Linked DNA regions of Mus musculus: region 2 is linked to region 1. The links are chromatin loops, found by intact Hi-C in ENCODE. Cell type or tissue: left cerebral cortex. All regions are shown on one strand. Links, peaks and the distances in the headings refer to the core of each region. The heading gives the core; the rest is flanking DNA. Region 1 holds the start of Lhx9 (LIM homeobox protein 9). Region 2 overlaps Ptprc (protein tyrosine phosphatase, receptor type, C).

What was found. Hi-C counts contacts between places; a loop is a spot of excess contacts. Peaks named below come from ENCODE experiments on the same cell type or tissue, not always from the same donor. Only the 100,000 strongest peaks of a DNase experiment are listed, where the experiment ranks them.
Region 2: it touches region 1 in a loop (5-fold over the local background); 8 of 42 quality-filtered maps call a loop at or near these places.

Annotation. Positions count from the first base shown.
Region 1 is chr1:138,828,684-138,844,094 of GRCm38, forward strand. Lhx9 (LIM homeobox protein 9) reads right to left here and starts at 13,761. Exons shown (of 5, transcript NM_001042577.1): 1 at 13,125-13,761; 2 at 11,190-11,392; 3 at 9,660-10,015; 4 at 4,019-4,221; 5 at 2,261-2,941. The coding sequence starts at 13,298. The coding sequence ends at 2,684. In left cerebral cortex, for the core only: a CTCF peak has its summit at 6,844 (motif pointing right); a DNase peak (open chromatin) is centred at 6,878.
Region 2 is chr1:138,122,381-138,137,791 of GRCm38, forward strand. Ptprc (protein tyrosine phosphatase, receptor type, C) reads right to left here. Exons shown (of 32, transcript NM_001111316.2): 2 at 3,923-3,946; 3 at 76-204. Among named protein-coding and RNA genes, the nearest start is that of Ptprc, 45 kb to the right of the region's middle. In left cerebral cortex, for the core only: a CTCF peak has its summit at 7,948 (motif pointing right); DNase peaks (open chromatin) are centred at 4,636 and 7,971.

The DNA.
Region 1 (15,411 bases), core at 2,924-10,923:
GCTGTAATGCCCCAAGATTTGTTCTCCCTGAAAAAAAATCATAGTGACAATTTATTAACTACAGAGCAACTTGGCTTTTAGGGGTCTGCAATTTCTATTTAGATTTACAAATATCCATTTGTGCTCAATAGACCTGATATTAAATCTTAATCATATTTAAGGTTTCTTTTCATGCAATTACAGATCTGTTCATTTATTTTTATTCTAAAAATTGAACTGAGTCAAATCAGTGGGGCATTACTTTTATTATAAACACGAATATTTAAGAGTATTTCAAGACTAAATCAGATTTTATCTTCAATGGTGTGTGCGTTTGATATGAATCAGAAGTATGGAAACCTAAGAGCTATTTGTCTGTTTGAATTTTTGATTGAGCTGCTATTTCTTATCTTTTACACATAGATATTGAAAACAAACTAATGCAAGTAAAACTTAAATAAAACTGATGGGAAATAAAACTCCTTAGATTCAAAATGGTTTATTCACACAAATTTAATAGGATATATCACAATTGTTTGGTCCATAAATATTTAGGGGAAATAGTTTCTATACAATGCATTTATCAATAAACAAAGGAACATGGACAATTTTGCTAGATCACTTACTGTACTATAAACACGAAGCTCAATATATAAGATTATTGAATTTATCAACTATTTTTGAAAGAGTGCACAACTGCTTTCTATGACATGTTTGTCCCCTCTAACAGGATACACCATAAAAAGAGTTTCAGAAATAAGAGGTAAAACAGTACAAAACTAGCGAGGTGTCGAAAGGGTTAACAGTTAATATAACAAACAACACATATATCCTGATTTTTCACAAACTCACTTCCAAGTTATATCATAAGGCACATAGGAGAACTGAGTTATAATTAGTCTACTTAATAAAGTAGATCTGTAGTACCATATATTGTTCTGTCAAAGAACAAAATTTATAAGTCTCGATATTTTACCTGTAAAAGTGTGTAAATAAGATCTCAGCCTTACCAAGATTGTTTGGTCTGGTTAGTGGTAAATGCCCAAAATGTAAGAGAAATACGAAAGGTCAAGATTTAAGCTCCATAGAAGATGACCACACTTGCTAAATATATAATGGCGATCACACTTTTCTTCTGTTACAGTGTTAACTTCTCTTCCATCATCATCTTTTTTTTTAAAAATAAGCTACTTTCTGTGCTAATTTTCTAAAGACCCTGAGCAAAAGATACAATAATGCACTTTAATGTGGGCAGTGAACTGTCGATATGTAACCACACATTTATACAGCCAGAAGGGCACCTTTAAAATCTATTAAATAGCCACTTCGACCACCAGAGGAGATTTAAGGGGTGCAAAATGGTGGACAGTATGTGCAAAGTTATTCTTAACAATCCACTAAAGCAAGACATAGATCTTGACTTCTTTTTTTTTATTATTTTAGGAAATCCACAATCTAGTTGTTTTATTATTTTTTTTAACTACAACAGAAGCAGATAGATGAACATTCACCACTGCCCAGACCATTAAGATTTCACCTCAAATTAAAAGAAAAAAATTTGCTAACTGTAAACTAGGAAATATAGTCAGCCTGGCATCCACAAGGCTTCTGAGTTTATCTACTTAAGAGTCACAACTTCACATCTGTAATGTTAAAAAGATATTATACATAAATCAATCTGTGCCAAAATAAAATAAAGGAAAACCAAATAATTCTCATTGTTGGTATTAGTTTACTAAGTTGGTTTAAAAAAACAGAAAAAGAAAGAAAGAAAAGAAGTTATGTAGAATGCCAGATACAATATCATGGTACAGCTGAAGCCAATTAATCAAGTATTAATTAAATTATGCCAATATTTTTACTTCTTAAAAATTGTATTTTGCTTATTTCCATTTCTCGAGGAAAATCATGATAAAATACAAAGAATAGTTTCAGTCAGAGACTGGCTGAGTTTTCTTTGTGTGTGTGTGTGTGTGTGTGTGTGTGTGTGTGTGTGTTTGGGAGGTCAAAAGTATAGAATTTCAAATTCTAAGTGTAATTTTCAGGGAGTTTAAGTTTTGTTTTGTTTTGTTTTTAAGCAATAAAGCGTTGGGATGGGGACTATACAACTCTAACAGCAGGAAGTAACATTCCTGAGTCAGACAGCCCACCCAGTTAATCATTACTATTTAAAACTGATATTAGCATTTTTGTTTAATTATAGTCTTCACTTGAATTAGTAGTTCAAGTTAAAAAACAGTAATAATATATTTGATTTTTAAAAATTTCTTTAATATAAGCATTTTTAATTGTAAGAAAAATCAATTAATAACCTGATCACAGGAAAAGGAATATAATTCGCCCATCGTAATACCATTTTTTCCCTTCGAGATTCTGGAAATAAGTAACATACAATTTTAAGAGGCACTTATTAGAATGATTCAAAATCTTCCCTTACCAACTGAAAAAAAAACTGATTAAAGAAAAAAGGTCAAATACATCTTGCAGACCAAATTTGTTCATTTAAAAGCGACAATACTGTAAACTCATAGCCAAGTGGTGTAGATGCTACACACCAAGCTGCTATTTTATTCCCCAAATATCTTGTGGGTTAGAAGGAAAAAAAGTCTTGTAAATAATAAAATAATAATATTAGAATAATAATAAAAAGAGAAAGAATTCTTTAAAAAACAAAAAACAAAAAACAAAACCAAAAAAACCAATGTTAGAAAAGGTTCGTTAAGGTAGTTTGTGAGGGGCTTCCGGGTTCGTGGCTGTCCATGTTAGAGGTCACAGTTGTCACTACAGTGACAGTGGGATTGGTCAGGTCTGTTAAAGTGGTCGCAGTGCCGGGTGGAGTGAGAGCGCCGCTGTCTGCTGAGGGCGGGGCCGGAAGCGACGTGCCGTCAGCTTTATCAACACCCCCATTCTCCTGCCGCAAAAGGTTCCTTCTGAATTTGGCTCGTGCGTTTTGGAACCAAACCTGCAAACCAATCCCAATTGATTTCTTTATCGATTTTTTTTTAAGTTCTTTTCTCTCTTCCTTTTTTTTTTTTTTTCTCTTTTTCTTTTCTTTCCTCTATTTCTCCTTTTAGATATTTTTTTTTCTTGGAAAGAAAGTGGACTTTTTCTACTTCTTTCAAAATAAACTAATTCCAGTAGTAGAATAGATTTATACTCTCTTAATTTATATATTCCTGAATTAAATGTGCCACTTGGGATAACTGATGCTGAAACGGAGATACTACAAGAAACAAAGGCATGGAATCTAGGGGGAAATATACCATCCCTCAAAAGAATAGGGAAAAACGAGGTCATTAAATAAAAGTGTCAAAGTAGGAACTACTCACTTGAAGGGAACACCAGAAAGTTTAAGCCGGTTGCTAGTCTGTCACCTGACAAATTCTGTGCAAACTCTTCCCAGTCACAGACCCCAAACTACCAGAGAAGCACAGGAGAGCAGAAAATGTCTGCTATTGGTCACTGAGGGGGAGATGGCAGGTCGCTCATGGCAACCCTGTGTAATCTTATAAATCTTCCCAAAAGTCTGGGAACGAAATTCAACACCAGGAAGAATTCCTGGTTTTTTAATTACGAATTGGTAAAATGGAAAAATTCCTACTCTAACAGCTTACTGAGATACTAGCCTTATTTTTGACTGCTCAAGGGCTAGGGTCGGGCCACTTGAATTCGGAAAGTCATAACATAGGGGTGGGCTGCCAAGATTTTGTGGATATGGGACAGTAGATCCTTAGAAACTAGTACACTAAACCCGACTTGAGAGGGTATCTCTACAGGCAATACTTGTTTAAGTATTGCCACGGATACAGCAATGAGGTTTTGGAGCCCACCTCTGCATCTGTAGGGAGAATGTGAATCCTGGATGTCTATCCATCCCTGAGTTCCCTCCAGGAAGTCCCTGTAGGAAGATTACTAAGGAAGGAGCCGACTAGGAAGCAGAGTAGGAAATAGTCATGTCCAAGTGATTAGGGAAGAGAACCGGTCAAGGTCAGGGGGAAGGGAGGAGATATAAACAAAGCCAATGACGGATGTGGCTTACCTGTAAAACTCTTTTGGTCAGGCCTGTTTTTTGAGCAAGCTGTTTGAGGTCCTTGGCATCTGGGTTATGGTTGATAGCAAAGTAGGATTTCATGGTCCGGAGCTGGTGATGCTTGAAAGAAGTTCGCATCCGTTTGGTCTTCTGTGAAGGTGGATAAGGCTGCTGGTCCCGGTCCAAGTGGTCTGCCTCGTTCTCATTACAACCTGTTGCAGCAAAGAGTGAACAAGCAACTGCTCAGTGGAAACTTCTACACTGGCTTAAAGGATGCAGGGTGTGTGACAAAGCTTCTTCATGAAGCAAAAGGCTGTCAACCCAGTGGTGAGTGATAACTAGACAAGAAGACAGTGGCTACAGTCAACTAACATGGGAGACCTGGACACAGCTGGCTTACATAGTAGAAAACCTGAGTTAAGTCCTTTCCTGTGCTTGGTACTCAGTATAAAACCCTGGAGCAAAGGTGGGAAGTAAGAGGAAGAACAACATCAGAAGAGGAGGAGGAGAAACCCTTTTCTGATGGTTTATGTGTATCTTCACCCAGGTATCTTACAGCGCACACATATTGTATTCCAAATATAATAAAACAAAGAATGACCTAAGCCATTTTCCTGTCCTTATGGAGCTTTCTCAACCAGGAGAAAGAACATGCATGGTTGGAAAAAGGAGGAGACTTGAGAAAAATGACTTTTTTTAAAAATGTCTTAGAGAATCATAAGAGCGCTGTATTTGGAGTGTTAGCTATCACTGGTTAGCTTAGGCTATGCCAGGAAGAAAACACTTTTCCCTTGGAGTTAGTCTAATAAATATTTCTGAAGGAAAATGAGCCCAGGCTTCTCGTTCACTCCTGCCTGAAGCACTCCCCACAGCTCACTGCTGGGATGCTTGTGAGTCAGCTGTGAGCTGTGCCACTCACTGGCCTGACAGAGAGAGAGAGAGAGAGAGAGAGAGAGAGAGGGAGAGAGAGAGAGAGAGAGAGAGAGAGAGAGAGAGAGAGAGAGAGAGAGAGAGAGAACAGCATCTCAGCTCCTGGAAAATCCTCCTTGGCACCAGGGGCAAAATAAGTCAGACTTTCAACCCGGGGGAAAGTTGTTCTCATCCCCGGGATGTAAAAAGCTCCTCACAGTTACAGCCCTTGCACAGGCACATGAGGAGAAAACATTTAAACAATAGTTACTGACTTACCTTTGCAAATTCATGGCCTTTGGTTCTTTAAACCCTTATTTTAACTATTTATCTGATGTATTGTCATATCTGACAATCCTGTGCTTCGATGAATTACTGAAAATCAACCTGATTATGTCTTTATGGAGGAAAAGCTTAAATCTTGGAAAAAGTGAGACATCTCTCAGCATTACCCTTCTCCTGCTTTTTACAATGTTGCCTGCCTGCCAGGCTCTGGTTAAAATTTCTTTCAGACTTTTCTAGCCAATCAGTATTTCTATATACACATTCGTACCCAGAAAGCAGCATGTATATTGTGGTAAACAGCCAGGAAATTTTACTTTAACAGAAAAACTAGTTTAGTGAAAAATTATCCCAAATATAATAAAACAAATTATGACCTTTTGTGTGTCCTAAGACACAAAGGGGGGAGGGGCACATACAGAAAGGCAATTATACAAAAAAGCAGGTGTCCCTGAGTCCTCTGAGGGAGAAAGGACTGTGTCATACTCTCCTTTGGTTTCCCTAAGTGAAAAACAAGGCTGTGAACTCAACAAGTCTGAGCTGTTTGTTCGCCAAGAAATTACAAGCTCTTATTAATACAAAGTCAGATCAGGTGGAGATAGTGTCCAAGTCAGATGTATACTGTCAGACTCTGAGCTTAAGCTTCTTATAAGCCAGTCAGAATGGAAACAGTTCCCAGAGATAACAGAAAGGACATATTTTACATTTTACCCTATTTCATCCCAGTGGGGATATGTCAACTTCAAATAGTCTGCACAATTGCACTTTCAGATCCTCAGACGGATGAAACAGTATCTTGTGACTGTAAAAGTAGGTTATCTCCAGTAAACTGAGCCATATTTCACAGCCAGATTGCAAACATACCCTCAGCAAATGGCCAAAGAAGCACATTCCATTCATCGGAGGCCTCTTCAAATGAGATAGCAGGCCTAGCCTATGTGAGCAACTTTTCCTGAGCAACACATCAATAGTCACAGAGACATTAACCTGATGTTTAAATAATACACTTACTTATTCCCCCTCTCCCAGGATAACACTTCCTAAAAATGAATAATATCCCCAGCCTAGCTATCTCACTATTCATCACTAAAATGAATCTAAGGAGAAATAAAATAAGATTTGAGGACATCGCTTCTCTATGTACTCTCGGTTTGGATTTTCTCATTGCAAACTCGATATAGCAGTTGAGTGTATTAGAAAAATGTTATTGGGTTTGTTGCCACATACCAATTCAGTGTGTGACACAGGTATCAGGTCTTTCTTACAATATATGATTCTCATGTGGCTATGTTTGCCCTACATTATCCAACGGGATAGAGAAATCTATTTCTGACACAGTTTAAGTCATCATATCCCAAACTGCTTGTGTTTAATGGCAAAAGCTTTATGTAAATTTGCAAATGATTGTTTCCCCTGTGTCTAAGCTTTAGGAATACTTTCCCCCACTCCTGAATTATAAGAGCAAATAACTCTCTTTAAATCACTTCAAATATCCACCTGCAACTACACATTTGTTGTTACTGAAGTTAATGAGAGGAGCTAAACAGTTTACCTTCCTTTGCTAGGGAGATGGTCACCTATCTAAAAGGAGTTTCTGTTCTGAATGGTTCGGAACCTTCTGAGAATTAACTAATTCCTGGGAGACCACTAGGGGTCAGTACCAGGCTAATTTTACAAGAGGAATCTTGCACATTTAGAGGCAAGAACCTCGGGAGGGAGGTTTTGAGAAGTAGCAAAAATCCAGTTTCTAAGTTAATGGTCAGTTACCCACGGAGGACCTGTGTAGTCTAGGCTAATCTTTTCACCTTTGGAGGGCTTTGCTTCAATCCAACATCTCAGATAAATGATCTCTATGCCTCCTCCAAAAATATCAGCCTGATTAATATGTTCAAAGAGGTAGAAACTGAACTAGGAACATTCTCATAGAAAGGTACTTGCCCTGTGGCAAGCACTAACTGATGTCTGCCAAGTCTCCCAGCCTTTCTGATGGTCTTTGGCTCCTCATCATGTTTTATGTATGTGCTTTTTAAAACTCATTGTATGGATCCCATAAACGCTGTTCTTTACATTTCAACAGAAGTGGCCATCGAAAACCCAGACATGCTAAAACGAATGGTCTTAAAATGTGGGTGACTTGTATGTTCTATATTTTAACGTGTTCTAAACTTGCTGGCCCACCCCGCCCCCTCCATCTCCATTTGACTGTGACGCTGCATCATCTGAATGGTAAGCACTTTTTTTAATAAATGAAGGGGATTTAGGTTAGATTACTTTAAACCAATTCCTCCAAACTCTCTTCACCTGATCTTAAAGGAATGTGCACTATTTGTTCATGCCTCTGGGAGTCTCCAGGGAAGAGAATGCATATTGGGACGCTGTGGTGGGTTAAACAGCCTGGGCTCCTGAAACAGGACAAGTTACTCAAAGACTGAGCAGCCCTAAGGAGCAAACTAGGAATCCATGCCAGGCTTTTCTTTTTTTCCCTGCTCTATTCCTCTCCAGAAAACTAAAAACCAAGTAAAGCTAAACTCTGTTATTCTGAAAGTTTCTTGGGTCTAGCATAATGTAAGATCCATGGGAAAACCAAATTTAGCTAATTAGATTAAATGAAACAAGCAAACAGCCCAGCTCATTCCCAGTTTGACTAGAAATCCCCAACCCTCTGGATTGTGCAGGCACAGTTCTCTCTCTCTCTCTCTCTCTCTCTCTCTCTCTCTCTCTCTCTCTCTCTCTCTCTCTCTCTCCTAGTTGTTTAAAACCCTGTCTCCCTCCCTCCTCTTCCCCTCCGACTTTCTGTTCCTCCTTCTCTCCTCTCCTTTCTCAGTAGCACAGTCAGGTCTTAGTAAGTGGCTAGAAATTTAAATGTCATCTTCTATCAATAAAGAACAATTAGTGTCCTGCCTGTCTTGCCTTGAATGTCGTGCATCAAAGAATATGGAGTGTGCCCTGGGCAATTGGACCCTAGGCAAAGCTCTCTGCCTCAGCTTAGCAGGGGTCCCCCAGGCCAGGGTACAACCAGGCACAGCCACTAAGCCCTTGGCCAACCCCTGGGCTGAGCCCACTGCCCTGATAGGAACCTACCCTTAGCCTCTGTGTTGGCCCCTTTCCCTTGGTCCAGCAGCTGCCCAGATGTGAACTCACTAGAGACAGATGCAACCTCCTTGGGCTACATGTTTCTTTTCTCTGAGAAGCCCTCTCTTTGTGCCATCCCAAAATGAATTCTTTTAAAGTGGGAAGAGAATCCCACACAGCCTAGCTTAGGGACCACACCTGCTCAGGATCATCTGAGAACTAGGAAATCCGAGTGGGAATCTCAGTCCAGATGTTCACAATGTCTGGGACCTCAGGCGGATCACTTAAATAGGATATTGTTCTACTATCTTCCAGCTACAAGTCACATGCCACACCAGACACTGAAAACTGGAAGGTGATACTCACGGCCAGTTTGTCTCTTTTAGTAGCCCAAAGGTCCCTATGTGCTGAGTTCCCAAATGGGTTGGGGCCAGGGCATGGGAAATCAGAGCAGACAAGTTCCTTGGGCTTCCCCAAACCAATCCTGGGTCCCCTTTCCTTGCCCTCTGCGCTTGAATAAGAGCTCAGGTCTTCAGGGCAAGTAGCCTCACTTGTGAGTGAGGCAGATTGATAAATGATAGACGTATCCTCCAAAGCAAGGAAGTCTTTAGGGACTGTTGCCTGTACTCTGATTTGAATTGGGAGACGGCTGGCAAACTGCTGGCAAACAGGCAGCCTGAGGTAACACTAAGCCACCCCAGTGGACTGGAGATACTTCTGGTTATCTGAGGTCTAGATGACCTGATGATCTCTCAGGCAGGGAGTGAAGAGGTTAGATGAATACCCTGAGCCTCCAGAGGCACAGCTGTCTCAGCTGTGCAGAGTGAGTCCCACCCTATAGTTGCTCATTGCCGAGATCAGAGATGCCGATTTTTTTCAATACCCTCGCCAACTGTGTTGCTGATTAACTTTGGGCTGGTGACCACAGCCTCTGCCCCCTCTAGACAGAGTGGAGCTGGGCTCTGAAGTCTTTTCTTTTCCCCCATTAACTATTTAGGAAAACCTCCTCCAGGATCTATAATTTGGCTCCAACAAAGGAATTGCCCTGGGGCTGTTTTGCTCCAACTGAGAGCCAGAAACTAATGGGCTCATTAACTAATGGGCAACAAGGATTTGGCTTTGCCTGTTTGGGGGAAGTCACTTCGGCCTCACGGTTATAAATTTTTTTCCCCCACAAGCTCAATAACCAATAACCCATCCTCTCTCCCCTTCCGTCTCCTTTACTTCTTTCTCTTCCTCAGACTGAGAGAGGTGTGGTGAGAACAGGGTCCTGTTAGGCAAAGCACTGTCTTGGTGACTTGGTGTTGGAACAGCACCAAGTCCTGCTAAATCCTCCTCCAGCAGTGTGAGATCTGAGCTGTCGGAGTGGGTAAAGGTAGGGGCCCACCTGAGTTGTAATTCACGATGTCCACTCCCAGAGCTGGGCTCTTCCGCTTCCGGGGCCGCCCCTTCTGCACGGTGCCAGTGCCATTGAAGTAAGGCAAAGCCAAGCCGCCGCTCTTGGCCGCCAGCTCCGTGTAGCTCAGCTGAGGTGGATATTCCCCTTGCAAGAGGGTCTCGAAGTGTGCGCGGCAGTACACCAGGCTGTCCTTCATCCCGAAATGGTCGCCCGTGGTCAAGGTCTTGTTGCAAGTGGAACAAGTGAAGCAGCTCAGATGGTAGACAGAGTCTCGGGCGCGCATGACCATCTCAGAGGCGGAAATGCCAAGGTGGCAGCGGGCACATCTCTGCACAGAGAACCTTCTGGAAGCAAACAGGAGAATCAGGGAGCCAGTTGGTACAAAGAGGACCCAACTCCCATTCGCAGTACCAGGGCTTAGTCTACAGGGGCCAAAGACTAGCTAGGGAGTTCTGGCTGAGGACCTCTTTGGATATCAGCTTTACTTGCTCGGTGACCTCCTCTGGTCCTAGTGAATCCGTATATTAAAGTGCGAAGAACCAGGAACTAAGCTTCAGTGTATTTTTTTTTTTAAGCAAACAAACGAACTGGCCAATTCACGGCGCTATTGAAAGAATATTAAATTGTAATGCCAAATGAAAAAGGCTGATCTTAATGATGACAAAATAGTGCCACTCTTTCATGTATTGAGTGTGCCTGGCATCCCAGAAAAAGAACGGTAATTCCACAAAGAAAAAGCTATCCCTTTATCTCCTGCTTCTGCTTAGACAGGAGCTAGATAATGTCCACAGACGCAAACATTTCCCAACCTGCTGGGATTTTTGTTTTGTCGGGTTTGTTCGATTGTTTTGTTGTTGATGATGTTTGTTTCTTCTTTATTGTTTGTTTCCTTTTGTTTTCCTTTGCTCTGCTTTTTTGTTTACTTGGTTGGTTGTTTGGTTGATGGGTTGGTTGGTTTTTTGTTGTTGTTGTTTTGTTTTGTTTTGTTGTTTTGTTTCCTTCAATCTGGTTCTGACTAGCCATTTCTGGAACAGTGGCCTCTGTGACTTTTTCATAGGCATTTACAGGACCATTGTCACCCACCTGGCTGCTGCTTTCTGGGCCAAAAGTGGGGGAGCTGGCCAATTCATATTGAGGGGGACCACAAAACACAACAACAACAACAACAAAATATTGTCTCCTTCACCTGATACCTGTCCATTTCCTCTTCTCCCTGATTTTTCCGGAGGATGCTGTGAAGAGCTGAGAACCCTGATAAAACTCATTACACCCTGGGATCCTTCTCGCCCATCCTCACCAATGGAGTATACACAGTTTTAAGGCAATTTCCCTCATTTACGAAAAACAACACACACACACACACACACACACACACACACACCTGTACTCTGACCGAGCCAAAAAAAAAAAAGGGACAGAGAAGGGACTCCGGATTCTCGCAGTGGCTCTATCGCAGTGGTTCTATCTGGTGAATTGGGTCAGAGGAGTGTGTGAAGGGGCTGGGGGTGGGGGCAGTACCTGTAATAATCCTCCTTGCAGTAAATGCTACCGTCCTTGGCAAAGCAGGTGAGCTCAGATTCCAGAGCCAGCTTACATTCACAGCACTTCAGGCACCTAAGATGCCACTGTTTGTCTACGGCCAGCAGATAGTACCTGTCGGAGATCTTGCCCCCGCAGCCGGCGCACAGAGCAGGCTTCTCCGGGCTGAGAGGGGGCATACCCTGTGAAACAAGCACAAGGCAAGGCTGAGGGTGGGTTCGGGGCGTTGCCGCACAACCCGGGACGTCCTGGCAGAACGGCAACCCCAGCGCAAAACAGCACACCATTACAAGGGCCACAGAAACATTTGCAACTTCCCCCCATTTTCAACATTCTGTTCCCCTTCCTAGCATCCTGATCCTCCTAGCCTTGTGACCCTAAAAAAAAATCTCAACATCTTGAGCTTGCTGAGAGCCTACAGGATGTTTTGATGGGCGGTCCAGAAGGAGAATAACTAAGGCTAAAAATGTGTAACTTTCAAATAATACACAAAATAAAATAACAAACTGTTATTGAGAACTAGAATTCTGAAGTACGTGAATCTTTTATACACAGACAATACTATAATTCCTTTTTTTTTAATTTATATAGGCAGAATAATTTGGCCGTCGTTGTGATTCGGACATACCTAACAGCTCTTGCTGTTAAGGCCGTCGCCCTAGCCCTATCCTTGGTGAGAAAGTGAAGTGCCTGTCCTGAAAGAAGAGCCCCATCCATTCTTTTCCGTACACTCGCTCTTTTCTCTAGCCAGCACAAACAGCACAGATAATTATCTTGAATTTTTGATTCCCAAACTAAGACCTAGTTCCCAAATGAGGCTAGCTAAGGCGGTAAAACTTATTCTGAGAAACACAGTTGGGATGTGGTTGCCGCTTTTAAAATAAAGTAGCCATTACAAGTAAAAAGTTCACCGCTGGACCCTTTCCTCAGACTAGCAGAAACAGTCCGGGCTTCCCTTATTACATTCTGGTGGGCATGGGAAGGATAAATTTCGTCCTTTACTCAGATATTGGATTCTCACTGAATTAATTATACAAATAGCGACAGTGGACTATTATCCCAAAACCTCGCTGTTCTTGTCTAGAGCCCTCTCGGGTCAGTTTGAGCTACAGTCCTTGCTGTTATACAGAGGGTCTACAAAGCACTCTTTGCCCGGAATCATCTCCGCAGACTTCTGTAGTTTTTTCCCCCTTTGGTGCGTGGAAGGGGGACATGTTTAGGTTACTAGTATTTTCACGAAGACATAATAACTGCTGTTACGAATAGGAACCGCAATAGTAGATTCCATCTCTTGAGGTTGTAGCGCTCATGTTCTTGCTTTTAGACTAGGGACCCGCTCCTTCGCATTTTATTTGATTTGATTTCCCACTATCCAATACACTGGTCCCATAAGGAAGAGAAACGCAATTTTTGTGACGACCAGAGCAGCTGAACTGTCCTGCAGAGCCCCTAACAATCTCTGGTTTCGGGTGCTGAGCTCCGAAGAATGGGAAAAGGACCAGAACGTTGAGGTCTACTCTGAAGGTCTTGTCTTCTATCCCAGGGCAAGGACGCCAGGCCGGTAAGTAGTCCCCCTATTAACTGCACCAAGGCTTGCCCTGGGGGCGGGCGGATCCGGCCTGGCGGCCAGGTCGCGGGAGACTGGAGTTTGTGGTTGGCAGGGAGCACGCCCGCTCCTTCCAAGGCCCGCTGCCCTGTCGGCTCGGGATCAGCTGCTATACAAAGACTGGAGAGCTCAGGACTACAACATCTTAGACACCTCGATTCGGAAAGGGAACCTTGCCTAGCAAGCACGCCTCTCGTGAAAACCTTGCGAACATCCCTAGGCAAAAGTCCCCGGGACCCGCCATCCCCAACCTGGGCGGACCGGGAGACTCGCTGTTTCCCGGGCGCCGCGCCCGGACTGGTCCTTACCGCGTCGCGGCCGTTGAGCTGAGTGCCTTTGGTCAGACGGGCCTCAGTCTTGGATCTGCGCTCCATCTCCTCCATGATACCTTGGATGTGGCCTCCGGAGATTCCGTGGAAGAGCATGGCTGGGGGGCGGAAAGGACACGAATTGTTTTCGGCTCGGCACCCCACTATTTCCATAAACACACGCCTGGGGCTCTCAGTTCATTCGAGTGAAGAAGCAAAAGCGACCGCACAGGGCTGCGCGATGCAGAAGCGTAGAGACGCGTTGGGGAACAGGGACAAGAGAGGAAAGAAGAAAACGACAGAGTAGAAATAGCTCTACTTGAGAGGGAAAAGACCGAGGCAAAAGAACGACGGGGAAGGGGGCGGGGGGGGGGGATATCCAGGGTTTTCCAGAAGGAGATGTGCAGAAAACAAACAAACGCGGACGGAGGGAAAAGCAGGCGATTCTAACTGCAGCGAGAGATCGAGTTACTAATGGAAAACAACTGCCGAGGGGGGTTGAAGTGGGGGGGAGGAAAACAAAATCTAAGGAAGAAAGAAAAATAGTTTTGAACACAAAGAAAGAGAACGAAGTGCTAGATTCAGCGGTCCCCGGCTGCCTGCAAGTTCCCAGTGCCTGTAGGTTGCGTTGGGGACTGCTCCAGCCGGAGCTGTGTCCAATTTGTTAAGAGACTAAAGCCAGCCCATTTTTGATAATTTAGTAGGAGGAGTCCTCTCCCTGGAGCTGCCACGGATTTTTATTCAGACAACAAAGACCTGTCATACCTCCTCTCAACCCCCTGGTGATGGGCAAGCAGGGACAAACATTACAAAGGGGTGGGGGACTGGGGGAAAGGCAGAAGGAGGGGGTCTTTACCCCCTCCCCACATGCGCGCCTGCACACACACACACACACACACACACACACACACCCTCAAGCATACATCTTTCCAAGAGTTCCCAACAGTCATGTTTTCAAAGCGGTAAAGGAGCCCTTATTGTCCGCATCCTGGATTTGATCCTAGTTTATCCGACCCCAGCCAGGAGTGCACAGAAGATCAGTTCCAAACCTTAAGTTTCCTTCTCATCTACAGACTTTTTTAAATCCCCGTTTTACAAGACTGTCACCAGAAATGTATAAAAACCCCACAGACTTTGAATCACTCCACGGAAACGGTACTTTTAATGTATGCTCCCTTGCTCCCCATCTCTTCTTAACTTACTTATTAAAAGCACTCTTCAGACAGTTGTCTGCTTGCCTAACCTCCCCGAGGGCAGGCGGTGCCACCAGGCTCTGAGACGTCCACCAAAGTGAAAAAGGGGCGTGGAGAGCCTACTTTTCTGAGTAATACTTTTGGAAATATATATATTTACTATATATATATATACATATATATAGTAAATTTTTCGAGTGTACAGGCCAGGACATGCTTTTGTAGACTGTATACTTAACAGAACCTTGACCGTGGAGCGGGTTACTCTTTTACCTAATTCTAGATTGAAGGTAAACTTGGAATTCTAGAGTCCCCTTTGGAATTTGTCACCGTGCACAGGTCTTGGGTGAGCTGGATGCCCGACTAGGGTAGGACGACGAGGCAATAGCCGCTAGTGTTCCACACACTTAGAAGGGTGTGAAAGAGGCTCTGGGTGGAGGCGGGGAAGTGAGAACTAACAGGCAGGATGGCAGACTGCTCCTCACAAGAGATGGTATTGTTCTGTCGCCCTCTGTTCTAGTTAGCTCGGCCCTTCCCCTCCCTCTGGACCCATTAAAACGTGTCCACAATACCGCAATACTCTGATATTGTGGATTCACTGAAACGACCACGGGGTGGGGGTGGGGGGAGTCCTAGGATCGTGATGCCAGGAGCAGCGACGGGAACTTAATCCGAAAGGGAAGAAAGCCTGGCCGCTCCCGCTCCTCTCTGCCTGCTCGCCAGTCTCGGCTTCACCACCACTTCTCGGGCTTGCGGGCGAGCATCGGGGCTTCTGTCTAGAAAGCTGGAGAAGCACCCCGCGGCACCGCCGCCTCCCTCCACCCAGGCGGCTCCACGTGGAACTTTAACCCAATCTGGAAGGAAGGCTGAGGAGAAGAAGCTGGGGAAAGGGGCTAGGGAAGGAAAGGAAGAAAGAAGAGAATAAAGGAACCGTGTGAATGAGAGGGGGACTTAGGAAGAAGAGAGCGAAGGACGTGAAAGTGGAAGGAAGAGTCGGAGAAGAAATGAAGAGGAGGAAACGACTCCCAGTGCTGCAGCCTAACTTCCTGTCCCAAAGCTTCACTTTCTGGGGCTCCTGGGGTCGCTTCTTCCTG
Region 2 (15,411 bases), core at 3,970-11,969, 710 kb before region 1:
TTTGTGTGTCAACCTGTCATAATAAGAATACCAGCATTATCCAAGTTTCTGGGAGGGCCTGGCTTGAGTGGTCACCTGGATGATATGTGGTCTCTGAAGAGCCATTTCCTCTTTCAGAGATGCTTGGGGGTGTGGATTCAGTGGTGCGAGCAGGTAAGGGGTCACTTTGAGGCAGAAGAAGGGCATTCTCTGTTGTGCTCAGTTCTGTTATGTTAATGGATGGAAGAAGAGAAGGAATATATCAATCATGTCCCAAAAATGTCCATTCATATACATGTTCATATTCAGCTTCCTAACCCCACACACATATACCAAGCTTATGTGCTATAGAGTGTGTCTGCATACTTCCACATCTGCACACATATACACAAACACATACATACACAAATATACATGCATACATACACACATACTTCCATATGTACATACGTATAGATATATATATACACAAAGAAAAATATATAAGTATATATACAGACAAGTATACTCAGGCAACATACATAGGCACATATACTCACATGACCCATACACACACACACACACACACACATGGCTATAGATTTCTAACTACATATGCATATATAGATACAAATTATATAATAAAAGTTAATAATAAAGATGTGAAAATTGACTGGGAAGCAGTTCCTCTTAGCTCTCTTCCAATCTAATCGTTGGGGAGCTACCCAAAGCAACTGGATTCAGAAGAATGAAACCTAATTTGTAAAAATGTCTAAAGGAAACTTGAAAAGACTTACAGATTGTAAGCAATGGTGGAGAAGGATAACGCCAGAAATTAATCATTAGGAGACTTTGGATTCCACGTGGAATAAAGCAAAGAAAGGAAAAGAAAAGAAAAGAAAAGAAAAGAAAAGAAAAGAAAAGAAAAGAAAAGAAAAGAGAATAGGAAAGGAAAGGAAAGGAAAGGGAAGGGAAGGGAAGGGAAGGGAAGGGAAGGGAAGGGAAGGGAAGGGAAGGAAAGGAAAGGAAAGGAAAGGAAAGGAAAGGAAAGGAAAGGAAAGGAAAGGAAAGGAAAGGAAAGGAAAAACTCTGGGTGAATCCGGTCTATGGGTCATGTCTGTAGCTCCATCACTCAAGAGCTGACTGCAAGTTCTAGGCAGCTTGAACTAAATCAGGAGCCCCTGTCTAGAAACAAATTGTCCTGCATGTGTAGATTCAAAAGATAAGCCAATCAATCAAATGAAGCCAAGGGAGAGTTCTATAAGCAAAACCTGAAAACAAAACTCACAAACTGAAGTGCAAGTGATCTGCTCTTATAAAACTATGAAAATGTGTTTGCCTTTTAATCAGAGACATGTGATGCTGAAATAAACTTGTTCTAACTTACTGTTCTAAAGGGCAGATGTGTCAGAAGGGAGTGAAAGATAATACTGTTCAGTGGGTGTGGATATGTAAGCTGTCTGCAAGGAGTTTGCACATGGGGTAAATCAAACACTTCTCTGTTTTCCTTTATTTAAAATGTTTTTATTTTTGTGAAAAGAGAAATAAATCAAATTTAGTTTTGTTTAATTACATATATAAATATATATAATCTATAATTTAGTTTTGTTTAATTACATATATATATATATATATATATATATATATATATATATATATATATATACACATATATATAAAATCTATCTGCATGTAACTTGATCGCCAGAAGAGGGCACCAAATCCCATTACAGATGGTTGTAAGCCACCATATGGTTTCTGGGAACTGAACTCACCTCTGGAATGGACTCAGGACACCTGTTCTCTTATCCACTGAGCCATCTCCAAAGTCCCCTAAATTTAGTTTTTAAAATCATCATGTTCTCTCTCTCGGATTATTAGGGATGTTATTTTTAATTGTCCCTTGCTTAATGTGTATTAACGTCTTTGAGTATTAAAATACGCAGTTTTTGAAGATTCACTTCCTCAAAACTAGTTGCACTTTAACAAATAAAGACTAAAACAACCTTTGCAAATTGAACTAGAGGTAAGACATACCTCTCATATTCAGGACCACTCTTCTAACCTAATTGTCCCTCACCCACTATGCATTGAATTAAAAGGAAGACCAAATTTTTTAAAAAGGAAGGAGGAAGTGGGAAACAGAAAAGCAGAGAGGGAGAGAAGAGAGGTGGAAGGAGGGATTTTTAAATCTGGTGCACATAGTGTTAACTCAGCGCCCTTTTACAGATGACAATTTATTTTTTGGTTAGATCAACTAATTGGAAAGGTTGCAATGGTCTCCTGGCCTGAGAGAATATTGCAGCAAGTTGTCCATCAAACACACTGACACTCCCTTGGAGTAAACCAACTACAAAAGGCTTTTGGATTTTAAACCCTCAATGTTAAAAACCCAAGCTGCTTTGAAGAGTGTGGTTCCTCAAGACATTTTCCAGCAAAGCAAATTCAGTCCTTGGTGTATGAAGATGTCTTCAGAGAAGTCTCTCGTGTTAATATCTTCGCAGACACTTAAGTTCAAGTCTCAGCAGTAAAATCTATGACTGCAAATTTGCCAATTCTCTAGTGTCCCTGAATCCTCATTTTGAACATTCTGAGTTTTTCACTGATTATCTTCTATTGGTGATATTTGGGGACACTGCTCCTCTTTGTATTATAGGCCACAATTCTAACTTAACTTTCAACAAGGTAAGAGAATAAGCTATCATTCCATCCCATCACCTTCCTCTCCTGCAACAATGTCTCGTCTACGTGAGCTGAGAGTAGCTTAATATTTTGTAAAGGAAAATGTCAAATTTCACTTAAGAAATTGGCATAAACCAATCACAACCTGCTCTGCAGCAAGTGTTTTATCAAATGTCTCTGCCACACACTAAAACTATACAATTCCAATATTAGACATTGAAAAAATAAAAGAATGTGGTTTTTTTTAAAGGCTCAGGAGTGGGATTTGTAAGTATCTGCATAGTGTTGCATTTAATGACAAATAATTCCTAGGATAATCAACTTTTAGCATTTCAGATTTGCTCCCCTTGAAATGTGCATTTAAGTTATTAAAACACTCATGTTTTACGGTCTCACTTACCTTCTTAAGACATACTGTCAGTCACATGATTAACCAGGAAACAAGCATTTACAGCAACAGAAACATGCAAGGGATCTAACTTCCCTTTACCCACCTGCAGGTCACTTCCTCTGTGTGTTTAGGCTTTAGAGAATTTTAACATCTATATTTGGTCATTAAAGAATTTTTAACACACTGGCAGCATGAGCACTATTTACATTGATTTTCTCAAAAGCTTTTAGAAAAAAATTAATTGAATTACAGTAGGAAACTTTGTAAACTATTAATGCAGCATATCTTAATATTAGATCTCCAAGCATAACTTTAAAAAGGGCAAATTACTCTTGAAAAAACATTATAAAATGAAATTTTAAATAAAAGTGAACCTTTATTAAAATCTAAATATAAGTGAACTCTAGATCCAATTAATTTATATAATGCATTTGTCCTTATATAACAAAACATGTGACGTTGTTTTTAGGCTTCCTACCCCATTTCTAATTCAATGCTTTTTTTAAAAAAAGAATATTCTTATGCAATATATTCTGATCAGTTTTTTTCTCTCTGTTTAAATCTTATCCCATGTACAGATTTTCAAAATTTATTTACAGTCTTAAATTTTTAAAAGGATTAGAAACTCTCTATGCCATTTATTGTCAATTTAATGAAATGTTAAACTTTAAATTGAACACAATAATAATTATGAAATTTAAAGAATGTTCAACTATTCACTAAATTTAATATTAGAAAGAATTTTAAGAGCATGTGACAGTGAGGAACCACACATTATTATACAATTTCTTCTTTAAACTTCTTTCCAAATAAGTATAAAACTTTATCTATATTAACTACATGATTGTTGTAACAAAAATAAAATATTAAAAGTCAAATATTAATTCTTACCATCACTGGGTGTAGGTGTTTGCCCTGAAAAAAAAATAAACACACTTTTAGAAATTTTGAGATTTAAAGCATACATGCAAGTATACATCATATACTTTATTCATATTTATTTTCAGCACATATCATCTTAATGAAAGCAAGTTCCCAATTTTTCTTTCTGTTAATGTTTTGATGTTTTGAAGACAGCTACAGGCTGACCTAATGGATGACCTAAGATGTGGTCCTAAAGGAAGAGGAAGGCGTGGGGGGGCGGGGTTCACAGTTTGGAGTCAGCCTATAGAGCAATTCCTGTAACGGGAGGGCTATAGACACTTTTTTTGAATTTTGAATCAATATTTTTGTAAATGAGCACAAGATAGAACTAAGTTAGAAGCAAAAAAAAAAAAAATGCAAAGAGTACCAGAAGCGCGCGTGCACGCGCGCGCACACACACACACACACACACACACACACACACACACACAAATTCGTGATGATGCTCTCAATAAGAAGGTCTCAATGGGCGAATACACTGGAGTGAAACGCATCCCTGAAACACTCAGGTGGCAGCCCCCAAGACTTTGCATGTCCTTGAAGGAGAAAATGAAGAGTTAAGTAAAGGAAGCAGTCCCGTGCATATTACTGAGTTGCTGAAGTGTGGACATTCTCACTGAATTAAAAGAGGGAACCTCTCAAGAGAAAGAGGCGAGTTTGAATGGGTGCTGATTGCACATTTTGGAAGCATTCCTGTGGAGACGGGAGAGCTCGTGCTACGCATGCCTGGAGCACACAAATAGACACTGTAGCTGACACAAGAGTCTAAGAATGCAGGAGTTAAATGAGTTAAAAGCTGACGAAGCTAATGAGGTACTTCCCATCAGAGGAAAGAAATGAACAGAGACTGTTTGGAGAAAGGTTTCTCTGAAATTATGTGCCAACGACACGGATCAGAAGGATATTGCATATATATACAAAAAATGAGGTGATTTTGCCATTATGCTAATACTGCTAATAATCACCATAGAGTATATTTTCACAACTAAAAATGGCTATAATGTCACTGGGTGGAAGAACTAAGGTCCACTCATGACTGTGACATCGGTATGTGTTGTATGACTGTATTGTTTTGAAAATATTATTTGAAATACTGTCCCCCCTTTTTTTGGCTAGTCAGCTAGTACTTCTTATTCTTTTTTATATTCCTTTTAACAGCAATCCTATCCTCTGATCTATTCTAATTTCTTTCCAAATTCACCTCTAAGAATTATGTTGGTTTGCAGAGAATGAGAAGAAACAAAGTATAAATATATCAGTCATTAATAGATCATGTTTTTAAAAAGACAAAATAACTTGCATTCATTGTGAAGAATATAGTGTACCAACATGATTAAAATGTTCAAGTTGCTTTGACTATATGAAACCATAGCAAACAGTTTCTCAAACTTTTCCACATCTAGAGAGAGTTTGATATACCCCTTCTCAGTAGCACCATGTGGTTCCCTGGAGGTTCACACCATTTCATTGACTTATCTTTAGGAAGTAGCTATTGTTTTGCTGGTCTGCTGTTAGAAGTGAGAGTTGAGCATGGTAAAGGCATGGCCCTCCCCTGAGAAGTCAGCAATGCAAAGGACAAATGCATCCAGTAATCTGCACAAACATTTAAGTAATATATGCACCCTGTTTGGACTGATAATGATTGCAAAGAACTCTACAGTATAATGAAGAGGAGAAGGAGGAGAAGCTACTGTATTGGGGGTATGTATTACTTACTAGGTACTCAGTGACAGAGAAATCCTTGGATGACTTTGAACACAGAGTATATATAAAGGGGAAGCCAAAGCTATCAGATGACAGTTTTCAGACATGAACTCAAGTATAGATGTTGGAGACCCTGGCAAGGGATTGGATGCTTTTCTGAAGGTGGCAGAAACCACAGGATCAATGACTATGAAGAAGAAGCAAGCAAATAATCCCTTTGGTCATAGAAGAAAGGGGCATTTTAGAGTAGGTTATACTAACTCCACCACTCATTTGGGAGACCACTCTGTTTCATGGTACTAACTTAGTTGCTTATTGCCACCAAAACGTGTAATACTAAGCCAAAACATTTGATAAAAAGACTATAAACGTACCACTTATCATATGTTCATGGTAAAAAGTAAATAATGAATGTAGACAAACTATATGAAATTACCTTTGCATGAACTGGGGAGTAGTGCATGCATGTGTTCATATGTGCACAGGCACAGATGTATATATGCATGGATGGAGGCCAGTAGTCAATGGTAATCACTCTCTACCTTATTTTTGGAGACAGGGTCCCCCACTGAACCTAGTGTTCATGGATTCAGCTAATTTGGTGGCCAGCAAGCCTAAGGAGCCTGCTGTCCCTGTCTTCCCCACATTGCGATTAAAGGTGACTGAATGCCACTATATTCAGCTTATTTGATTATTTGTTTAACGTGGCTGCTGGGACTCAGGACTCAGGTCTTTATACCTACAGGGCAGCATTTTCATGGCTGAGCCATTAGTTTCTGTTTTGTTTATAAAATATTACACACAGACACAAAGACAGAGACAGACATACAGAGGACACACACACACACACACACACACACACACACATACACACACACACACACACACACACACACACACACACCTTAACCTTATTTGAAATAAAATTGCAGTACTTCAGAACTACGGTTTAGAGCCAATATAAGACCAAAATTGCTTGTTTTGTTTACAAAGTCCTTCCAGGTAGATTTTTCAATACCAGTAGCTCTCTTATTCGACATGATAAACAGCATGGAAAAAGATTAACCTGTCAAAAATTCTTTTAAAAATAACTCCAAATAATTTTTTAAATCATCTAGAGTATAAACTAATCACTTTAAGAAACTATGAATTCTCCTCGGCAATAAAGATTCAAAGTACACATAAATATCTCCCAGGTATTACCCATTAAAGGAAAAAACACAAAAGAAACACTATGAATCTTAAGGCAGAAATGCAGTAAAGTTGCCCTACAGAGATAGCCTAGTTATAAAGCCACTATCTGAAAGCCATCCACGCCCATGTTATTTAAGATCTTTTGCATATACTAACAGCTACCTCTGTGGATACTTTACATATCAAATACACTGGAAGGCAGAGGGCTTCACATGAATATTTATAGGAGTTGTGCTACTTAAGATCTACAACAGTTAGAGATGTGTCTGTCATGTTTCTGGAAATCTTTCTAAATTACCTGAATAGATTATCACCAAAATCATAAGTAGACATAGCCTTCGAGGATCCTTATTGTTACACAGAAAAACCTGAAATGACTGGGTGGGGGGTGCATTTAGTTAGCACATGGCCTTCCATTTGACTGCTTACAGGGTCACAGAGTAACCTGCTGGGGCCCTGCAGAGCAAATGAGTCTAAGTAGCATTCTGATCAGCTCCCTCTATAGCAGCAGCACTATCCACCCAAAGCAACCCATCTGCTGTCAATACATCTGGTATTGAGAAATAAAACCTTTGCAAAGTGACTCATAACCAGTGCAAATAGGATGAAGTGTTAGTAAAAGTAACATCTCATCTCTCTCTCTCTCTCTCTCTCTCTCTTTCTCTCTCTCTCTCCACACACACACATATATATATGAATGTCTGTATATATATGTATATGTGTGTTTTGTGTATGTATACATATACACATACACATACGCATATGCAAACACATACACACAAACCCATATGTATGAACAAAATTTAGAAAAAATAACAATAGCTGAAGAAAAAATACATGAAGTAGGCGTGTAAATTAAGAACAGTACGTTTACAGGTAGATGACAGTAAAGTGGAAGAAAATCACTTTTCTAAAATATGGATTTTAAAGTCTTTTTCTAAAATTTGTAAATGCAACAAGTATAGACACACACACACAATCAGGGCACTCTACACACAAGCATAGACACTCAGTGTGTCTATGTGTTACAGAATCTTCTACTCTTCTGGTTACACAATTTTCCTGTCTTTTTTTTTCTTTAGCAATATTTCAGTAGATGGCACCAGAGAACCAGAAATCTGTAAATCATCACCTGGTGAGCATTTCCCCATTATAATCCTGTTGTGAATTACCAGCGGAATTGACTAGATACATTAAACACGTGAACATGGAGATGACAGAGCCCTTGATCTTCAAAGCTCTGTTATTCTAACACGTGTATTGTTAACCGAATTTACCTTTCCCAATATGTTTCTTTTACAACTGGAAATGTTTAAATGTTTGCAAATCAAAGTTACCTTGAAGTCACACCCCTAAGTCTGCCATCAGAGATTTAAGAAAAAGTAGGAATCAGTTTGAGTGGAAATGACATTTCAAAGGACATATTTGGGCTTTAAATATCATCTATTCCACCACCAACCTCCCTTCCAAAACAAAAGGAAAGAAAGAGAACCCCGTGGATCCCATGAGGGGATTTAAGTCTGTCTGCTTTGCAAGGACAGAAGAGTGGGAGCAGAATAGAGGAAATAATACTTACTCTGGGTACTAGCCTAAAAAGAAGAGGGAGTGTTTTGAAGATTTGGAATGTATATCTGCATAACTTCCCTCCATGAGCCCAAAGGCTGTACAAAAGTGGGACCAGTGGATAAACACAAAAGAGGCAGCCAGAGCAGCATGCACGCTTTCTCTTCTTAGTGTGGCAATATCAGTGGGCATCAATAAAAATGGAGGATTGCATCTACTATGTCCATTCTATAAATGGTATAAATGGTATATTCTACCCTAGAATGGTAATTCTAGGTATATGATCTGGTCTGTAATGACAAAGGAGTTCTGATCAATGTTACATAAACTGTGCACGGTAGCATAGCCATGTAATCCCAGTTAGAGTCACAATTTCAAAACCAGACTGGGCTGCAGAGTGAATCCAAGGCCAGATTGGGCAACTTGGTAATATTGTGTCTCGAGGGAAAAACATACAAGGTAAGAGTTCTGAAGTGGAGAGCATTTGACTACCATGTGAGAACGTCTGGGATCCTTCTCCAGTAATACACACACACACACACAAACACACACACACACACACACACACACACACACACACACACACACACACACACACAAATAGAGAACTAAGAAAAAATGAGGGAACTATCAGAAGTGGTCCTTCTTGCTTCCATCCACTGATGGAACACAGAGTGTAAACAACTCACTGAAATCCTATCACAATCAGACAATGCCAGTGTCACTTGGCCAACAGTTGTTTTTAATTTAGCCATCTCAGTAAGCCATACAAGGCAGCCATTCTTCTCTGTATTTTCTATGTAATTAAGCAGGGGACAAACATAGCATATGAGGGCATATTAGACTTGAAGTAGGATGTATTTAAAAATAATTGCCCTAGTTCTTTCTATCAGCATTATGTTAAAATATTGGTTGTGTTAGCATTGCATCTTGACTCTATAGAATAAAAGAATGGCTGCCTACCTCTAGAAAATAATCACAGCGATTTATGCTCACTGGCCAGCAGAATACCCTGCCAGTGTCTATTGAGATGGAGTTCAGATTGTGGGAAAGGAAACTAAAAGCCAGAGAGCCCATGCCTTTCGGCTGTCTTTCCATCTCATGAGACCTATGAGTGTATAAGCTATACCAAGGCTCAGAGAGTGGCAACATACATTTTCTCAGGCTTCCCTCATTCAAATGGACATCAAAGAAATACAAGACAGACAGACAGCAGGATACACCACAGAGCAACAAAGTACAAACAGAAACAACACAAGAGCAAGAGGAATTGGAACTAGCTCTAACTCAGGACCTCAGAACTGGGACACATTGTGTCTGGAAACAAAGAGCAGGAGAAAAAAAATCAGGCATTCAAAGTCAGAAAGAGGGAGGGAGGTGGGGGCAACTAAGAGACACTGTCTAAAATCTTTTGTAAATCAAATATTATAATTCATATACCATTCAAAAATGGTGGAATAATATTTCCAAGTGATGACAGAGATACAGGAGTCAAGGTAGGAACAAAATAGTAGTCTCGGTGACTGTAGGCATATAGTGCAATTAAACATTCAACCCTAGCTTTCCCAATCTGCTTAAATCATAAATTAAAAATAAGGACAGTGTTAGCCTGCAAAATACAACTGAGGACAAAACCAGAAGATGTTTAATGAATGAAGGCACTTTAAGATCAGATAGTAAAAAAAAATTTTAATACAGAAACAATGTCTACCTATCTTCTGAACCCAGATAATTGTCCCTCACACTATCAAATACAGCTTTCTGTTTGTGATTATATTTGAGTACTAATAACATGCGTGCAACACTAATAAACATCATGTGCTTTCGCTCTTTTATATTTGGCTAAAAGTATCATGTTATCAATTTCAATTATGTTAATTAACTAAGTAAGCAAGGAAGAGGAAAGTAAAGACTGAAACCCTGGACGAAGTGGAACACAGCGAAACCTTCACAACTGGGAGAGGAAAGCTGGGGGCTCCTGAGTTCAAGAGCATCCTTAGATCAGAGCAAATTCCAGACAAGTCTTAGCTGCACAAGATTCTCAGTGAACAAAAGTGAAAGTAAATCCAGGTGGCCATGTGAGAAAAATTGTTTCCCATTTTTGTTTTCTTGTCTTATAATAAATGCCTTCAATTTAAGGGTGAGTAGGTAGGGGAGCAGGGTGGGCGGAGGATATAGGGAACTTTTGGGATAGCATTTGAAATGTAAATAAAGAAAATATCTAATAAAAAATAAAAATAAAAGGGTAAGAACATAGATGGGTAGTTCCTGTGTGGTTATGGCAACACTAATGTGTAGTAATGGCAACATCAGAGTCTTTGAACTGGATGCAGATGTTTTCAAATGATCCATGTTCAAGGCAAAAAAAGTTGAGGGGGAAGATTGTGAGTTTGAGGCCATCTTGGGCTATGGTGAGAGGCTTTCTTGAAAACCATCATCACCTCAAAATTCTATCCAACCACCATCAGAGAAGCTTCCTCCTGCAGGAGATGGAACAAAAGCAGAGACTCACATGCAGACATTACAACACAGAGAGCTTGGAGCACACAGTCCTAAATAAGATGTTTCCACCCATTCCTTCCCATTAGACCACAGAAGAGGAGGCAGAAAAAGTGTAAGAGCCAAACTGGATGAAGGACACCAGGATAATAAGGCCTTCCAAATCAACTGAGACAGGTCATGTGAACTCACAGAGACTAAAGCATCAGGCTCAGGGCCTGCATGGGCCTGTACCCAATTCTCTGCATATATATAAATTACAGCATTCAGTTTAGTGTTTTTATGGGACTCCTGAGTGTGTGGACAATTGGGTCTCTGACTCTTGTGCCTTCCTTTGGGCTCGTTGCCTTCTGTTGTTTGCTTGTCCAACTTTGATATGAAGAATCTTGATTTACCTTAGTGAATTTTATTTGGTTACATTTTGTTGTTATCACTTAGAAGACTGCTCTTTTCTAATGAGAGACAGAAAAGGAGTGGATCCCGATGGGAGGGGAGATGGGGAGGAACTGGGAGGAGAAGAGGGAGGAAAAACTTTAATCCAGATATGTTGTATGAGAAAAGACATTATTTTTAATAAAATGGGGAAATATTTTTTTAAAAATCATCATTGTTGCAGTCATCACCATCATCACCATCATCTCCTCCTCCCCCTTCTCCTCCTCCCCCTCCCCCTTCTCCTCCTCCCCCTCCCCCTGCTCCTCCTCCCCCTCCCCCTTCTCCTCCTCCTCCTCCCCCTGCTCCTCCTCCTCCTGCCCCTGCTCGTCCTCCTCCTGTTCCTGCGCCTCCTCTTCCTCTTGTTCCTCCTGCTCCTCCTCTTGCTCCCCCTGCTCCTCCTCCCCCTCCTCCTCCCCCTTCTCCTCCTCCTCCTCCCCCTTCTCCTCCTCCCCCTTCTCCTCCTCCCCCTCCTCAAAGTGCTCATCATCCCTTGACATTCTCCAAGGTACCCCAGCATAGGAACACAACAGGACTGTGGAGGCCACATCTTAACACATCCCAGATTATATCAATGATGTGCATCTGTGTATGTGTATATGCCTTGGTATAATCAGCACTGTAATAGTCACTGATATAAAACACAAATCCTGTAGTTGTATCATTAGTGGGCTGACAACCAGGTTCACAGCACAAACTCTGTACAAAAATGAGACTGTAGGCGGCCACAACACGACCTGTGTGCTTGTTATTTTCTTACGTTGGAGTAGAGATTTGGGTAGAAGAGGAAGCATTGCTGGTGGCGATATTTCCCCACCCACTCACTCGTCTGAGACAGTTCCCAGGATAGACCTAATTTTAGACTTAGAATATCTATTTTAGTCTTCGGTGGCTATCTATTTTCCATTTTTTTTTATCCAGAAGTGTAAACCTGATGTTGAAAATATGTGCCAGGTAGCAAAAAGTATCTAACTGTACTAATTAACATTTTACTATGTATGATTTTATAACTCTTTACTTCCTCTGAAATAGAGTAAGATCATAGTGAACGGATTATATAGAGGCACCCACACGTGTTGGCACCCGTGCTAAAATGCTTTACTGTTTTCAGGGCCAAGAATAAAAGTCACTATTTCCAGTAAATACTAGGTGTATGACACGGTGCTGAGTGATGTTTTATGAAATATTAGGTGCTGAATGAGGTTAAATTATACTTTATATAACATTACAGCAATTCGGTAAAGCAGATAACACGCTCTTCTTACTTAGAGATAAATATCATAAACAAATAGGTGCAAATCTAGAGAATGTAAAGTTTAAACTTAACTGACAATCTGTCTGATATAAAAAGGCTTATTTAACTGCACTGTGATAAGAAAAAAATTAATATTAAAGTCAGTATTTGTGCTGAACAGCTAGGAAAGAATTAACAATGATCAGAATACCTTATATGCACCATCAAAATGGGACCCAGAGGATGACACAGTGAAAGGCAGTAGTGTTTTCCTGCATTGTGTTTTGTAGGAGAGAAGATCTAGTCATGCTTTAAACTAGGTATGCAACCTGAGCCACCCTCCAACTTACAATGCTCCTCCTGCCACAGTCTTCCAAGTGATAGGGTTATAGCCATGTACTCTCACACCCCCAAAAACATTATCATTAAAAATGAAACAGTTAGCCAGGTACTCTACATAAGACACACATACACAATTGCATTCTGCTGTAAAGAAGAGTAAGTCACAACATTCACAGGAAATTAGATCAAATTATAATGTTCAATGAAATAAGCTAGCCTTGGGAAGATGTATATCACATGTTTTGTTCTTATGTGGAGCTGTAGCTCTCTCTCTCTCTGTGGTGTGTGTGTGTGTGTGTAACTTATAAAAGGCATAAAATAAAATGTGGCTGATGAGATGGAAGAAAGAACTCTAAGAGGAGAAGGGAAATAATAAAAGGCTAATGGACCGTATAAGGCATGAAAGCAGAAGGAATGGCTCTTAGGGGAGGAAGAGGGCCTGAAGGGGAGGAAAGGGGGCAGCGCTCTGGGGGAAGGACAAAGAACAATGCATACGTATAAAAATGTCCACAATCACACTCACCACTGTGAACGCTAACTAAAATGCTGGTAAAAGTGAAAATTGTTAGACGGTGACAGTACAAAAGGAAAATTTTCATTGTTTACAGGGAAAGGACACATAACGAGAAGCCTGAAGCATACTGGAATGAGGAGAGCAGCTTGGCTTGACTGCCCAGACCCTCTCAGAGAGAAAAATAGAAAAACAATAATAGAAAAACATAGAAAAAATTAAAAAATAGAAAAACAAGTTTGAATATGTCCTTATTAGTATTTTCAAGATTTCAAAACAAATAAAACGATGGCGTGTGTGTGTGTGTGTGTGTGTGTGTGTGTGTGTGTGTGTGTGTGGTGTTAGCTTAAACAAAAAATAAACAGAAAATGAGAGCTACATTGTGGGACATCTACCACCAAACTGTTATCAGTCTCATGAAGAGTATCAAATGTCTCCCCCAAGATTGCACCCAGTCCTCCAATCTCCCCAGAGCAGCGGATAATCAAAGCCAAGGTTGATAAATGCCCAACTAATTTTTTCTCATCTCTCAGTCATGAAAGTGCTGAACAGAAACACTTGGCGCGCTTTCAAAATCATTACAGTACAGGCATAATGGGAAAAGCAAGAGAGAGGCAGCTTTCCTCCGGAGAGGTTTTCGGTGTGCTGTTCGGCTGCTGTTTGCAAAAGCTAAAGGCTCGCTCGCAGCAGTGCCTCTACTGCCCTTGTGGTTTCTTCTCCTCGCACACTTCTGTTTTTCTCATTCTAAGTCTTTATAGGAAAGGAAGAGGCGCAGCTCATGCGGTTAAGCACAGAAGAGCTTCCAAATGGTGCAACCGGTTGCCATAGCACCAGCATAATCAGCCCTATCTCGGGGTAAAACCGCAACTTCTCTAGCTCATGTTGAAGCCGCCTGGCTGCACACTTTAACTGCTACGAAATACCGAATTTCAGGTTGACTTGACTTTGCTCTAGTGAAATCGTATTTCAACAACGAGGCTAACTTTGTATAATGATTGGTTTGATTTCAGAGGCACTTCCCTTTGCAAGGTAACTTACAAATGATACTTTAATGTCAAAATATTAAATCCCATCTTATATTTAAAAATACAAACAGGAATTGTGTAATGAAACTCGGACTGAACATATTACAATAAGAAAAGTCTAATAGAAAATGGAACATGTTCCTTTCCATTCAAGATTATGAAATGATCAAAGATAATCAGGCAGGATTTTTTTCCATATTTGTGAAGAATCCTCTGTTATAATGTACTAAAATAATACCTACCAGTAGGAAGTACAGTATCACCATCTTTGGGAGCCAATGAGCTAAACTACTTAAGTTGGATAACTTCCTAAATGTTACACCTGATAGTACCATGAAAGCAAGGCCTGAAGGAGAGATGCATGCTGGTCTTTCCTCTGCCTGGGCATATCAACGGACAGTCATTTGCCCTGTGTTGGAAACATTTTTCCATGGTGAGGATTTTTACTAACACTCTTACATGTTGATTACCTTATTGTTCCATGATAAAGAAAAATATGAAAATAGCCTGCCGATGTTCATAAACAATATTGGGGTTGTGAGATATCGCCTATTTAGTTGCTTAAGAAAAACTCATCTTGGGCCAGTTCTTCAGGCTTTCTGTCAGCAGAAAGGATATTGTCTGTCTGAAATAAAATAAGTAGCATGCTGAATCCTGACACCTGTTGTAATATTTCAGGCGGCCTGCATCTTACCTCGATTTCACTGATTTTCAACCTGTGGGTCATGACCGCTGGAGGAGTCTCATATCAGATATTCTACTTACCAGATATTTACATTACAATTGATAACAGTAGCAAAATTATAGCTATGAAGTAGTAACAGAAATCGTTTTTATGGTTGGGGGTCACGATACCATGAGGAACTGTATTAAAGGGGTCACAACATTAAGAAGCTTGAGAACCACTGATTTAAGTGTTACAAAAACCATCCTTCCTCCAGGAAGTCTATTC